Regions from separate parts of the Homo sapiens genome. Here regions 2 and 3 are each linked to region 1. Evidence: chromatin loops called from intact Hi-C (ENCODE). Cell type or tissue: dorsolateral prefrontal cortex. All regions are shown on one strand.

What was found. Peaks named below come from ENCODE experiments on the same cell type or tissue, not always from the same donor. Only the 100,000 strongest peaks of a DNase experiment are listed, where the experiment ranks them.
Region 2: it touches region 1 in a loop (4-fold over the local background); 7 of 110 quality-filtered maps call a loop at or near these places.
Region 3: it touches region 1 in a loop (4-fold over the local background); 25 of 110 quality-filtered maps call a loop at or near these places.

What each region holds. Positions count from the first base shown.
Region 1 is chr10:26,556,143-26,558,642 of GRCh38, reverse strand. All of the region lies in intron 11 of APBB1IP (amyloid beta precursor protein binding family B member 1 interacting protein), which reads right to left. Among named protein-coding and RNA genes, the nearest start is that of LINC03028, 22 kb to the left of the region's middle. In dorsolateral prefrontal cortex, CTCF peaks have their summits at 1,186 and 1,390 (motif pointing right); DNase peaks (open chromatin) are centred at 1,371 and 2,397; H3K27ac peaks cover 598 bases; H3K27me3 peaks cover 579 bases.
Region 2 is chr10:25,756,707-25,759,206 of GRCh38, reverse strand. No RefSeq gene overlaps it. Among named protein-coding and RNA genes, the nearest start is that of LINC00836, 110 kb to the right of the region's middle. In dorsolateral prefrontal cortex, CTCF peaks have their summits at 886 and 1,088 (motif pointing left); DNase peaks (open chromatin) are centred at 1,068 and 2,148.
Region 3 is chr10:25,725,109-25,727,608 of GRCh38, reverse strand. The region is part of intron 2 of LINC00836 (long intergenic non-protein coding RNA 836); the gene reads right to left. Among named protein-coding and RNA genes, the nearest start is that of LINC00836, 75 kb to the right of the region's middle. In dorsolateral prefrontal cortex, CTCF peaks have their summits at 1,315 and 1,514 (motif pointing left); no DNase peak of the experiment used is centred here.

The DNA.
Region 1 (2,500 bases):
CATGCTTGGCTTTTTTTTTTTTTTTTTAAAGAAACACTCTTGCTATGTTTCCCAGTCTGGTGCTGAAACCCCGGGCTCAAGTGATCCTCCCACCTTAGCCTCCCAAAGTGCTGGGATTACATGCGTGAACCACCAAGCCCAGTTAGTTTCTGTTTTATGTGTCTGTCTCTGATAGACTGTGTCTTCCATGAAGGTGGGAACTACATCTGTCTTATTCACTGCTGAAGACCCTCAGTGCTTAGCACATGGCCAGCGCATGGCAGGTATTCCAGTCCAGATGTCAGAATACTTGAAGAATCAAGAAACAAGCACAATATTTCCTGTTCAGTTAGAAATCACCGTCATCAGGCGAGGGGCCGGCAACCAAACATAGGTTCTGAGATATTAATATGGGCCATGTAAATTTTCATGGGTCATTATAAGGTTTATTATAATACATTTTATTATGTAGAAAAATAATTAACCACAAGCATCGTGTGTGTGTGTGTGTGTGTGTGTGTGTTTGTGTGTGTGTGTGGTATGGTACCACCTCTTTCTTCTTCCTCCTGTCCTCAGAGGATTCATTAATCCTGCTAGGATAATCCTCATTTGCTGGTGGTGCTGAAAGTGGAATGGAAAGCCAAGAGAGCTGGAAGCATCTATCTGCTCTTCAGTTGGCAGGAAAGGAGGGAAGCTGTCCAATTCCTCTCTTAGGGTATTGCATGGACCTCTCCACTTCTCTTTCGCTTTCCATCTTAAATCACTGACCTCCAAGGAAATGGCTATTCTCAAAGTTGTTCTAAGCAAAGGGTCTCGTGTCTTTAAACTTCAGTTGGAATCTGACTGGCAGCGTCTAGTCACTCTGCTAGACTTTCTAATGACTCAGCCAGCAAGAGCGTGTGGGATTGTAATCTTTGTCCAGAAAGGATAACAAGACCTTTATAGACTCCAAGAGCTTGACGAGAGTTTAGTAATTTTTGGTTTCACAAATGAGAAAACTGAGGCTCAGAGAGGTTACTATATATTCCTCCCTGTGACCCCACTAGAACCTGGGGGTCTCCTGACTAACCACCTAGAATTTCTGTGTTTGTATTAAGCTATTAAACCCAAATCCCAGACTTGGAAGAGACTACGGAAAAATTCAGAAATGATTTTTTAAAAATTCCTCTCTTTGGTCTTTTCAGGCAACTGAGGAAACTCTACTCATATTTTTGTCTTTAAATATGTATTCTCTATGTAGGTCACTCGGCCTCAGAAATTGCATCTCCATTGCTCGAAGAACGGTCAATTCCTATTTGCTTGGGCATAGCAAACAGGAACACAGACATTCTCTCTACCGACGGTGAGAACTTCACATCAGGCTCCTGAATGTTGCTGTAGTTTTCCAGTCTAGCCAGCAGATGACAGCAAACACTTTTGAATGGCTGCTGGGCATTTTACTGTTTTGGCGGTTCAATGCTTACTCCCTCATTCTGAATGTTAGATTTTATTTTTGCAAATGTTACTCCAATAATGATCCTCTTTGGAGGCCCTTAAAATTGGAAATATCTATCAACTCAGGTAATATGGCCCGATAGCAAAAAGGATTTGTTTTCTTAATTAACCTGAAGGTCATATTGATGAAAAATATACTAAAGCCAACACTTATTGGCTGGAACATGACAGCCCACAAATGCCTCCAGCATTCCCTTCAACAATAACATGTGCAAAGCCAAACCAATGCCCTTGTCTTTCAGCACCAGAAACACGGCTCTCTGACCTACAAACAGCATTTGTGTTCTGATTGTCATGTAAGAGAGGCAAGCATTGGTCTCTTCAGCAATTGAATGTTTATAATTGTTCTTAGAAAGCAGCTATTCCACCCACCCCCCACTCAGACATTTAAAAAGCTGACATTGTTACCTTCAAGATAATCTATTATTGTTTTTGGTAGATGTCACGTGAGAACCAAGTTTCCAGAGCAGACTAAATCTCATCGTGTTTGCAACAAAATGCACAAAGCAACTGCTTATATAGAGTTAGCCATTTAACAAGCACCCTAAACAATTTCTTAAGAATGTTATTCATTGAAATAGAGCAAAATGTAGTCACTCCCTTAAAGAAAATGACTTTTGAACATAAAACAGCCCCCTGATGATGGGGTGATAAACCTTGCTATAGGTCAGGTCTCACCAAGTTCCTTCCTTACACTATATGTGTGCTATGGATGTATACAGGAGGATTCTATGACCTCTAAGGTCTCTAGCAATCCTCAGATTTTATGGTTCTAAGATGAGCTACCTAATGGGAAAAAGCTCCTTTCTGGCTCCCTTGGTGATGCAGAAATCGTTCAGCCTTGCAGACATTATAGAGCAAGTCACTGGGCTTGTTCTCCACCGTGTCTTGAGACTTTGCCAAGGAGCTTATTGCCTAACCGAGCCTTTTGCTGAATAATCATTTGCAAAGAGGTTTCAGGAAAATGCTGGTGCAGTGTCACTGGCCAGGCTCTTTCGCAATTGATTTGATTGTTCCCGATCATAAA
Region 2 (2,500 bases), 800 kb after region 1:
TGTTCATTTCTCCTAGACTGAACTTTTTAAAAACATAGATAATGTGTTATTCATCCTTATATTCCCAGTACTGGACACATATTGGATGTTCAGTGAATGTTGAATGAACAAATAAAGAATAAATACCTCTGTAACTAATCAGGGAATAGGTATAACACAAATTAGGTTGTGGACCTGTGAAGAAACTGGTGTATCCTATTGTACTTTTCCATTTGGTTTTCATAGGAACCCTGTTGGTACAAAAATATATGCAATTTCTTCAGATTCTGGTGAGAGGTAGAGACAGGGCCAAGTTGCTAAAAAAAAAAAAAAAAAAGTGTCTTCTATGAGTTTTTTTTGTACCATTACAAAAATTTTTTTTGGAAACAACCAAGTGTACTTTGTTTTATCAGATAATTGGCACACTAGTTTTATTATAACTGGTAAGAATCTTGCAGTACCTAGAGGCAAAGATTCTGAACATTGATAGATTATCTAAGCATATATTTGTAGTGATGTAATTGTGGCTATAGGAGACTGGATAACATCTGTGCAGGGCATAGGACGTTTTAAAAAGTTGCTTAACCAAATGAACCTCTGCTATCAACTTGCTGTGCTACTACATTTACCTTTCTTCTCTTTAGTGTTGTAGGGCAAAAAATCTGGCTAATGGAAAATTTTAATTCACTGTTTTGTTTAACTGACTTAATGGACTGCAATTACTGATGTAGTATTTAAACAACCAGAGCAGTAGCTGTGCTTTTTCACATCATAAATGCATGCTAAATTTATCTTCCTTTATAATGTAGCTTGTAGGTTTGCTCCATTTTGCTGTGTGAGTAAATGGTTAAACATCTTACAGTTTGTATTGCCCCCCAGGGTTAGAGAGAAAACAAGTCATTTATCCTCAAGAGCTCCCCTGAGATCTGCAGAAGGGTGTGCTGCTTTTAAATAGATTTCTGTAGCAAAGTGCACAGTCATTTTAAAGCTACTGATGTATTTGGAGACATTCATTTCCTATCTGTCAGCCCCTACCTTTGGATTTCATATTTCCTTCTAGTTCACAACAGGGGAAGTGCAGACTGACTCAATGCTGCCCCCAAGTGTTATCTCAAAACATAGGCTCAGGACAAAAGCAAGACAAAGAGCCACTAATCACAAGAAAAGAAATTCATTATCAAAATCTACAGTTTATTTTGAATTGTGCTTCTGGTTGCTATTTAAAGAGAACACATTATGAAATGAAATCAACTCAACAAATATTTTTGGAAAACCTGTGCTATGTGTAAGAGGATACAAAGGAACAAAACACGATCCAAGCTTTAAAGGCTTTCAAACAAGTCAGAGAGACAAGAGTGGCTGAAAGGCTAAATAAAAAACAACTAATAGATGTCACAAGAATGAATTAGACGAACTGTTAAAATAATGGTAATCTAACTTGTATAGCTGACATTTAAAAAATATAACCTAATACACATTTTTAAGGCATGTGCTAAATCCTTTGTATTCGTTATCTCATTCAATCTGCACAATAACCCTATGAAGAAAGAAACAGTGTAATGTCTCCTTTTTTCTTGAATGAAACAGAGGCTTTCAGTCTGGTGCAAAAGTAATTGCAGTTCTTGCCATTAAAAGTAATGGCACCAACCTAATAGCTAAGAGCTAGGTCACCTACCTATGACATGACAGAGCTGGGACTCACCTCAAGTCTTCCTGGCCAGAAAGCCTGTGCTCTTACCTGAAATGCTTTGTAACCACAAGATGCTAGAGAAGACAACCATCATGAGAGTAGAAGTGATCCCATGGGGTTTTCCAAGGATGTGTGGTTTGAGGATGTTCACACTTAAAAAAAGAAAGTTTTTAAGTTTTGTTTTGTTTTGTTTTTGAGAAAGAGTCTTGCTGTGTCACCCAGGCTGGAGTGCAGTGGCTCGATATTGGCTCACTGCAACTTCTGCCTCCCAGGCTCAAGCAATTCTCCTACCTCAGCCTCCCGAGTAACTGGGATTACAGGTGCCTGTCACCACGCCCGGCTAATTTTGTATTTTTAGTAGAGACGGGACGGGGTTTTACCATGTGGGCCAGGCTGGTCTCGAACTACCGACCTGAAGTGATCAGCCCGCCTCGGACTCCGAAAGTACTGGGATTATAGGTGTGAGCCACCGCACCCGGCTGGAAAGCTTTCAAAGTGAAGCAATCAGCATTGCTTGTGTATCCGGAATTGGTGGGTTCTTGGTCTCAGACTTCAAGAATGAAGCCGCGGACCCCGGCGGTGGGTGTTACAGCTCTTAAGGTGGCGCGTCTGGAGTTTCTTCCTTCTGGTGGGTTCGTCGTCTCGCTGGCTCAGGAGTGAAGCTGCAGATCTTCTCAGTGAGTGTTACAGCTCTTAAGGCGGTGCGTCTGGAGTTGTTCGTTCCTCCTGGTGGGTTCGTGGTCTCGCTGTCTTCAGGAGTGAAGCTGCAGACCTTTGCGGTGAGTGTTACAGCTCATAAAGGCAGTGTGGACCCAAAGAGTGAGCAGTAGC
Region 3 (2,500 bases), 830 kb after region 1:
GAGGCTGTTCTCTGAAGTCCCCTTGTTAACCTAGAAACTAGGCTTCAAAAGAGAACACAATTGGAACCCTTGCATCTGTCCCCTGAAATTTCATTAACCAGGGAAGATTAAAACTCATCACAGAGGAAGAGATGGGAAGTTAAACACCATACCTGGAATGCAAATGAACTTTGTCTCAAACTGTTATCTGTTCTCTGTTACCTCTCAGTTCTAAAGAGCATCATTTACAAGATAAATATCTGCCTCCTGGGTCCCTTCAGACCTCCCTAAAAATCATTTTCTCCTACAGACTCTCACCTCCTCTTCCCCTCTGAAGAAGAGTATATAAGAATCTGGACCTCATTGGGTTATTGGGAATTCATTCTCCTGGGATTCCCCAGTGCTATGCATGTTAAAATAAATTTGTATGCTGTTTTTTCCTATTAATTGGCCTCTTGTCAGTTCATTTTCAGTGGACCTTCAGAGGGAGAAGGGGGAAGCTTTCCCTCTTCACCTCTACAACACTCCAGAGGCTGAAACCAGCACGGAAGATGCCAGAGAAGTGAGGAAACAAAAAATAAACAAAGTGAAGGAAGGAAGGGAGGGAGGGTGAGAGGGAAGAAAGAGAGAGAGTGAAGGAGGAAGACAGAAAGGGAGGGAGGGAGAGAAGAAAGAGTGGGACAAGGTGTGTATTAGTCCATTTTCATGGTGCTAATAAAGACATACCTGAGACTGTGTAATTTATAACAAAAGAGCTTTAATGGACTCACAGATCCACATGGCTGAGGAGGCCTCATAATCATGGCAAAATGTGAAGGAGGAGCAAAGGCACGTCTTACATGGCAGCAGGCAAGAAGGCATGTGCAGAGAAACTGCCGTTTATAAAACCATCAGATTTCATAAGACTTATTCACTATCACAGGAACAGCATGGGAAGACCCACCCCCATCATTCAATTACCTCCCACTGGGTTCCTCCCACAACATGTGAGAATTATGGGAGCTATAATTCAAGATGAGACTTGGGTGGGGACACAGCCAAACCATATTAAGGAAGTGGGGAGAGAGGAAAGAAGGAAGGAAGAGAGAGAGAGAGAGAGAGGAAAGAAAGAAAGAAAGAGAAAAAGAAAGAGGGGAGGGAGTGGGAAAATAAAGGGAGGGAGGGAAGAAAGAAAAAAGAAAGAGGGAGGAAGGAAGACGGGAAGAAAGAAAGAAAGAGAGAAAGAAGGAGAGTTAAAGGGAGAGAGACAGAGGGAGAGATGTTGTACCTTTTAGTGAACTCATGGCTGGGACCCTTTCTCTGTCTAACTCCAGTGAATTCCTGTTGTGACAAATGTTTCCTTTGTTGAAAATAGCAAAAACTTTTTGTTCAGGTATTAGGTACTCAGGATAACTACTTTTGTTCTTAGCAAACTCATGAAAACTTGGGTTTGCTAGGTTTTGGAGGGAGAGAACAGGTCAAATGCTAACATAATTCCTTAGCCTTGTGGAAAGAAAAAGGAGCAAGCCGTGTTTTTGAGTAGACTGCCATCTAGTGGCCTCGAATGGATACATTTACATGTCAAAAGCTATCACGCCGGAGTGAAAGATGAAAACCAGTGGGACAAGAAGTATCCAACAGAGAGGCCTTGGCAATTCCATCTCAGTCTCTTTTGGTTCATTTTCTCGGATATATTTTTGTAACTGTAGCTGGAAATTTATCATTCAAAATGCAAAATGTTGTTTTCGTAAATGCCACGTTTAGAAATTATGATTAATGACACATTATTTTCTATCACAGATCACATATATGTTAGAAAGAAAGTAACAATTTAAATATATGTATAGAGGTCGGGCACAGTGGCTCACTCCTGTAATCCCAGCACTTTGGGAGGCCAAGGCAGGCAGATCACTTGAGGTCAGGAGTTCAAGACCTGCCTGGCTAACATGGTGAAACCCCGTCTCTATTAAAAATACAAAAATTAACTGGGTATGGTGGTACGTGCCTGTAATCCCAGCTACTTGGGAGGCTGAGGCACGAGAATTGCTTGAACCGTGAGGCGGAGGTTGTAGTGAGCCGAGATCGTGCCACTGCACTCCAGCCTGCGCGACAGAGCAAGATTCTGTCTCAAAATAAATAAATAAATAAATAAAAATAAATAAGTAAATAAAAATTAAAATATATACAGAGAGTATCATCAATGAAGTTAGGGACTTTTTTGTCCCTAACTTCAGTGGGCCACAGATTCCAACAAATTTCTGTAAGGTAGAGCACAAATAGACAGACGGTCATTCAGATAGAGAGCATTGATGCCATCACGCTCTTCATTCGATGGCATATTATTATCGCAGGGCCACGGGAAACTTCCCCTTCACTCTCTGATGGTTCACTGAAAGTCAACTGACAAAAGGCAGATTAATGAGAGAAAAGGCATACAAATTTATTAGATCATAGTTTTATGTGACATGGGAGCCTTCAGAATGAAGATCCAAAGATATAGAGGAAATTGTTCGTTTTTATGCTTAGGTCCATCACAATATGC